Linked DNA regions of Homo sapiens: region 2 is linked to region 1. A link is a contact called in ENCODE Hi-C or POLR2A ChIA-PET data. All regions are on one chromosome and are shown on one strand. Each heading gives the region's core, a stretch centred on a gene start or an enhancer-like site at or near the end of the contact. The rest is flanking DNA. Distances are from core to core; before and after follow the strand shown.

What was found. A loop is a pair of places that touch in the nucleus more often than their neighbours do. ChIA-PET counts read pairs that join two places held with the same protein, here RNA polymerase II (POLR2A).
Region 2: a map of endothelial cell of hepatic sinusoid shows a loop between it and region 1 (4-fold over the local background). The contact joins two enhancer-like sites. A Hi-C loop is called at or near these places in 3 of 168 maps with a recorded cell type or tissue (DLD1, endothelial cell of hepatic sinusoid and heart left ventricle). POLR2A ChIA-PET finds 5 or more read pairs at or near these places in 2 of 52 experiments (Panc1 and WTC11).

What each region holds. Positions count from the first base shown.
Region 1 is chr11:125,199,453-125,203,153 of GRCh38, reverse strand. All of the region lies in intron 1 of PKNOX2 (PBX/knotted 1 homeobox 2), which reads right to left. Among named protein-coding and RNA genes, the nearest start is that of PKNOX2, 37 kb to the right of the region's middle. Within about 2 kb of position 1,578, at least 3 of the 41 ENCODE cell types and tissues checked have a DNase peak (open chromatin) inside an H3K27ac peak, as active enhancers do.
Region 2 is chr11:125,248,370-125,252,070 of GRCh38, reverse strand. The region is part of intron 2 of PKNOX2 (PBX/knotted 1 homeobox 2); the gene reads right to left. Among named protein-coding and RNA genes, the nearest start is that of PKNOX2-AS1, 17 kb to the left of the region's middle. Within about 2 kb of position 1,576, at least 2 of the 41 ENCODE cell types and tissues checked have a DNase peak (open chromatin) inside an H3K27ac peak, as active enhancers do.

The DNA.
Region 1 (3,701 bases), core at 329-2,828:
ATAAATAAATATTTAGAGGCCAGAGGTGAGGTCCTAGCCTGAACTCTGTACCTCTTGGTTAGATCTGGGGATTTTCTGAGCAGCATAGTCAGAAGGCCTAGCACCATGGTCCCCAGATACCAGAGATTCCAATAAGAATTAAAATGAAGAGCACATAAGGAAAAACTTACCACGGTGAAATTCTATTCTGAGGGCCATATATTCAGGGACTGCAAATATTTTACCTCATAATGAAAGGTTTTTTAAACTCTAAAAATACCTGGCAGCTGGGGGTAGAGAGGAAAGGTGGGAGAATAGTGAGTTAATTTGCCCATCTCTAAAAAGAAAAAAATAATTGTTTAAATAATATAATCAAACAAAGCTTTAAAAATGCTCTGTGGAGCCTGAAGGGGTGATGAAATTATCTGTCCCAGAGCACTCACCCCTCCCCCCCAACCCACAGCCTCCCCAGAGCCCTAAGAGCACATTCCACGGCTCCTCCCCCTGCACTCCAGAAGGCTCCAATGGAAGGTGGGATGGAGGATGCCAGACATCCCTCGGTGTCCCCTGCCAGTGCTCAGCACTCTGTCGGCCTGGACACCTTGGTGCCAGTTTCAGCCCTTCTGTGTGCCTGGACTTCTTCTCCACGGTGCACCTGCCAACTGCCCAGACCTCTTTGGGGACAGACACTTCACCCACATGGCAGTGCAGCCACCTCATCCCTGGAGGGTATGGGGTCTGAGGGGAGAGGTAAAGAGGAAGGATGGGCTCTAGAAGCCAGTGGTCACCACTCCTTGCCCACCCCATCAGCATTAACATTCCCCCAGGACACACAGCCATCAGGGATAAGGCCCCTTGGTGAGGGGTGCAGGGGGCAGGGCAAGCAAAGGGGCAAGGAGGGTCCCAGCTGCAGCCTGGCTGGCCCCTGGCCCTCAGCATGTCTGCAGCGAGATGGGGGGCTGTCTTGGGGATGCCATTCAGGCTGTGTCTTTTGCAGGAGGGGAAGCCAAAGAAAAACATGTATTTATAACATGAACTTTCCCCCTCTCCTTCCCCTCAGCTAACTGATTAATTAAATGAATACAAAGGCCGTCTTGTTGGGAGTCCCAGCCGCACGGACCCTCTGTGTTTTCTTTAAGCCGGCCTAGCAAACAGGAAACAAAAGGCTTAATTCTGTCTGGCTTCATGAAGGGGGCTGTATGTCACAGCCAGAGGCTGGGGCTCCACCAGACCCCAAGGAGCAGCCACAAGGCAGCTCGTGACCCCCAGCCTCCCAGCCGAGCCCACATTCTTCCCCAACCTAGGCTGATGCTAAACTCACTGGGCTCTTGGGGGAAATGCCTACCCAGCAGGAAAGAAACTAAAAGGAGCCAGGAGTGCCTGAGATAAGGCTCTGGAAGAAAACCTTGAAGGAAGTAAGGCTGAGGAATTTGATCCACATGGCCATTAATAACAGGAGAGAGGGAGGGGGTGAAGTCTGGGGCTTTCCTGATGGTGTCGGATGAAAAATCACCATTTTCCAGCTGGCACACTTCCTGCTTCCAGTGAATCTGTCAGATACTCCTTAGCTTGGCAGCCGCACAGGTGGCGCAATCTTCCTTTCACAGGTGGAAACTCCAGCTCGGAGAGGGACACAGGCAGCAAATCACACAGCACCAGGCACCTTCTCCAGCCAGCCTTGACTCTCTCTCCAGGGCTTTACCTGCTCTTCTGTGGCCATTCCTTGTGGACATTTTCCATATCATCTGGAAGTCCCCAGAACTTTGGAGGGAGGCTGCTTTTTTTTTTTCTACCAAGGAAGAAAGCAATATCTGGGAAGGATGCAGTTCCAGAGGTCACAGAGGTTCTGAAGAGCTCATCAGGCCAAAGGCTCTAGGCATCAGCAGTGAGGGGGCTTCACTCAGAGCTCCCGCATGTCTCCTCTAGCTTCCAAACCCCACTGGAAAGTGGAAAGGAAGACCCCGCTTCCTCTTGGGGGTAGAATGGCCATAACCAAGCAGCAATCTGGGTTCAGCCCCAGCCTAAGCTCTCAGGTCAGAAAGGGTTCATGGAAACCAAGGTCCTGGGAGACCAGTGAGAAGGAGCTAAAATGAGCAATGATGGCACAGAGAAGGTGGCCCCAGGCTGAATCTGAGGACAGTGGTCTGCATTAAGGGATCCCCATCAAGTTCTCTACTTCAGAGACTCACGATTCATTCACCAAAGCTTTACCAAGTCCCTCGATGTGCAGTGTACAAAAGGCAGAGACCCCCTGCCCATGAGGATCACACGGTCTAGAGGGGGAGTCCCTTTGGAAAAGAAGCAAGAGACAGCAAGGAAACAAGGGCCCTGCCTGGGTCATTCACTCAGTTGCTTAACCGTTCCTCATCAAGGGCACTGGGGATGCAGTGACGGTCAACCCAGGCCCTGCCCTTGACCTCCTGGAGCACGTCTCATGGGCAAGTCAGACAATAAACTCCACATCACATAAATACATACGTGACTGCAGACTGTGGTGGCCTTGGTGCAGGAGAAACATGGGCATGGGTGACGGCTGTGGCTTCAGTGTAGAGAACAGACGGAGGGCCAGGGGGAGGTTGGGAACCGGCGGGAGGCACTGCAATGAGCCAGGCAAGCGGTGGCAGAGACTTGGGCTCAGGGGGCGGCATGGTGCATGGAGAGCCATGGTTGGGCCAAGAGTCACACCTTACATGACAGGTGGAATTCACAGAACCTATCACTGGGCTACGAGGAAACGAGGGAAGGGTCAAAGTCAAAGCCAGTGCCCAGGTTTTTGACGGCAGAAACTTGGTGAATTCTGCTGCTATTCGGTGAGATTGGGCAGGTTGGGGAGGCACAAGTTAAGGTGTAGGGGGAGGAAATCAAGCTGGCCTGGTCCTTTCTACTCCCTCCCCTGCCTCTAACCCTTGGGAGGGACTCTCTGCTCATCCCTTTGCCTTATTTCTTCATGGGACTAATGGCTGTGACCATGGAGAACAAAATGCTTTGGCAGTGGGGCCCTCTGGTCCCTGCTCCGGTTACCATCTGGGGGAAAGGCCAGCAGCCAGGCTCTGACATTGTACACTGAAGGCAAGACAAGGTGCTCTTAGCACAGACAGCCCTAAGAGGCCACTGGTGTCACTGTCTATAGATGGGAAAGTGGAATCACAGAGGACAGGAGACACCTGCCCAAGCTTCTGAGCCATGGGTGATGGACTGAGGTGATCTGGCTGCAAGACCAGGGTTCATTCAATGAGTGGATGTTGCTCCTGTCTCGTCCAGTCCATACACATAGCAACGAGAGACCCAGTAAGTTTTGTTTTGTTTTGTTTGTTTGTTTTGTATTTTTGAGACAGAGTTCTGCTTTGTCACTCAGGCTGGAGTGAAGTGGTGCAATCTCGGCTCACCGCAACCTCCACCGCCTGGGTTCAAGTGATTTCTCCTGCCTCAGCCTCCTGAGTAGCTGGTATTACAGGCACCTGCCACCACATCTGGCTAATTTCCTTGTATTTTTAGTAGAGATGGAGTTTTACCATGTTGGCCAGGCTGGTCTTGAACCCCTGACCTCAAGTGATCCACCGGCCTTGGCCTCCCAAAGTACTGGGATTACAGGTGTGAGCCACAGCACCTGGCCAACCCAGGAAATCTTAAGCAACCCAGGAGCCCACATTGCTGACCTGGGAGAGTGAAATATGCCACACTGTTTTCTTTTGCAATAACTGATTTAACTTCCTGAGTTGGTT
Region 2 (3,701 bases), core at 327-2,826, 49 kb before region 1:
GCACTTAACATATTGTGCTAGAGGTGCCTGCTTACTTGTCAGCTGTCTCTCTTTGCTACCGTTCTATAAGCTCCAAAAGGCATATCTCTAACCTGAATAAGGCCTGAACAGAGTGGGCAATGGACAGGTGTTGAATGAATGACAATAGAACAAATGAATGAACAATGAAGAGACAGGATATATGAACTAAAAAAAAAAACTTGATTGATATAAAATAACATCACTGAGGCCATCACCACAGTGGAATCTGAGCTGAGGAGGTAGAAATATAATATATATATATATTTATATAATATATAATGAGGAGGTAGAAACACAGGATGGAGGCATGAATCCATCTGGGGGTTGAGCCAGCAGGAATGGAGGAAGAGAGGTTGGGTTGGGAACCAGCAGAAAGGCAGGCGGACCTCAGAATCAACTGCCCCTTCCCCTCTTGCTCCCCTGCACCCCATCTGTGTAGATCTCAGCTCCCAGAGAACAGAGTCTCATCAATAAAGGGACTTACACTATTTCATAAACTTTCTTTAAATTAAAATCCAGGCAACGCACACACATACACATATACCCCACAGACATCTTTGTCGCTGAAAAGTTGCTCCCTATAAAATAAAAGAAGCTGTTTAAATGTCTTCCTTCCAAGCTAGCCCCACAGAGCTGGAGCTGAGAATACATTAGCCTTTAATGAAGTGAGACTCTCATCTTCCAGGAGACACCTCATTTAGCGCAATTGTTTCAGAGCCATTACAGAAAGACAATTACAAGGAAGCGGGGAGAGTAATTGGAAATGCTGGCAGGAGTTGGGCGAAATGATAATAAATAAAAATATTCAACCTAATAAGCTTCCAGGAGGGATGGGATGAAGAAAATCAACATAATTAGAACTGAACCTTAGCAAGGAAAAACAGACAGCAGGGTGGCAAGTGCTCAACTTGTACAGGAAGAAAGAAGAAGTCACACGCCTCCCGTGATGACTCGGGGGCTACAGGCCGCTGGCCCCCTCCAGAAGCTGCCAGGGGGTGGAGGGGCGCCCGCAGCCCAGAGCCTGTTGGGCAATCAGCGTTATGCTGTTCCCAGCCACAGAAACCTGGGTGTGTGAAAAAGGCAAGCCCAGCCTGGCACGGCCAGGGGTCCCCCATATGCTGAGGGGAGGCAGAAGGAGGAACCTGGGCCCAGCCCCATTCTGCCCTGCCGATCTCCAGTTGTGCAGCTGTGGGGAGGAGGCCTCAGCTTTCTGAGCCTAAGTTTTCCCATTGTGGGATAAGGGAGGCAGACTGTGAGAGCTGTAAGTGCTCCATCTATGTTGTGTGAAAGCCTGCGGTCTCCTCCGATAGGTGTGTCTTCCTCTCATATTCAGTCCTTATCTGGCAGGTCACCTCTGTCGTTCTGAAATTTCAACACAGGAGCCTAGAAGTTAAGCCTAGTGACTCAGCCTAGACACCCTCGATATAAAAATCATTCCTGACCTCTCTCTGTTTTCCCCAGGGAGTGGTGATCCCTCCAGACTAGCGCTAGGCCCAGGTCTTTCCAGTGGGGTCTGGCACAGCTCCCGCAACACAGCAGCATTTGTTGAGAAGTCTGCCTGTCTCTAAAAGGCTGTGCGCACCGGAGCTCTTGCAGAGGAGATGATACAAGGCCTGGGACTTGTTTCCAAACAACCCCAGTGAAGAGGGAGGGCTGATAGTTGCTGAAGCTGGGTAATGAGTACATGGAGTTCATGATCTACTGCTTGTTCTCTTTCTTGAAATCTGTTTGAAAATTTACATTACAAAAATTTCTTGTTTAGTTATTTTTGTTTGTTTTTGAAAAAAAGAAATATACGTAACTTGAGGTGAAGGACCTCAAATTTATCACCCCAAGCTGGGCATGGTGGCATGCACCTGTAGTCCCAGCTACTCAGGAGGTTGAGGTGGGAGGGTCATTTGAGGCTAGGAGTTCGAGTCTAGCCTGGGCAACATAGTGAGACTCCCATGTCTAAATTGTTTTTTTTTTTTTTTTTTTTTTTTTTGAGACAGAGTTTTGCTCCTGTTGCCCAGGCTGGAATGCAACCACGTGATCTCTGCTCACCGCAACCTCTGCCTCCCGGGTACAAGCGATTCTCTTGCCTCAGCCTCCCGAGTAGCTGGGTTTGCAGGCATGCGCCACCACACCTGGCTAATATTTTTAGTAGAGATGGGGGTTTCACCATGTTGATCAAGCTGGTCTTGAACTCCCAACCTGAGGTGATCCACCCACCTTGGCCTCCCAAAGTGCTGGGATTACAGGCGTGAGCTACCGCGTGCAGCCCAAAATTTTTTATTTTAATTTTGTCGCCCCAGTTCCTATCTTAGAACCTGGTACACAGAAGGCACATACAGTTGTTTTTTGGTATCTGCATGGGATTTGTTCCAGAATCCCACTTGGATACCAAAATCCATGGACACTCGAATCCGTGATACGAAATGGTGTTGTATTTGCATATAACCTACACATATTCTCCCATATACTTTAAATCATCTCCAGATTACCCATAATACCTGATACAATGCAAATGCTGTGTAAATAGTTGTAATACTATATTGTTTAGGAAATAATGACAAGAAAAAAGTCTGCACATGCTCAGTGAAGATGCAGCCATCCCTTTTTCTTTTCTCCAAATATTTTTCATCTGCTGTTGATTGAATTCGTGGATGTGGAACCTATGGATACAGAGGGCTGACTATTCTTGTTTATTTGCTGCACCATGGTTCTCTAGCTATACTATTTAGAAGTAAATCATTGAGGACCAAATCAAAGTCAAATTTTAAAACTTTAAAAGATTCTCCAATAGTATCCATTAGTATCCCATAGTATCCATTTAAATCAGTATGAGTCCAGCCACACATATTTGCAAGTGCCTGCCATGTCCTAAGACCCGGAGATTCCCAGGGGAATAGGATCCCCAGATGTTTACAAAACTCTACCAGTAAAAATTTATAATCACCCTCAAGATGCACACATATAAACATGTGTGTGTGTATATATGTGTTATATATATTATATATAATATATAGGTTATATATACTATATTATATAAGTTATATATAATATATTATGTATGTTATATATACATATATTATATGTATATATGTATGTATATATACATGTATATACGTTATATAATGTATATTATATATGTTATATATATACGTTATATATATTATATATGTTATATATATACGTTATATATATATATTATATATGTTATATGGATGGAGGATCACTTGAGGGCAATTCAAGTCCACCCTGGGCAACATAGTGAGACCCATCATATAGGACACACCATATACTGGTACAGTAGTGTGGCTTGTATAAAATGTATATATTATAACATATAATATAAATGTGTTATATATAATGTGTATATATAACATACATAACATGTATTATATATAACACATATCATATATGTGTATGTGTTGTATATATGTCTTATATATCTTATATATAATACATCTATATTATATGTTACAATATATACATTGCATATAAGCCACACTACTCTACCAGTATATGATGTGTCTTATAAAACACATTTCAAAAATAGAAATCTAAGTAAAATAAGATTTTTTAAAAATACAAATAAGTAAAGTCGCAAGATTTTCTTCTCTTATTCCAATGGCCCATCTTGTTTACTCTGTTTTGGAGGCTTTGCCTGTAGAGTATCAGTGTCCTGGGACCCGACA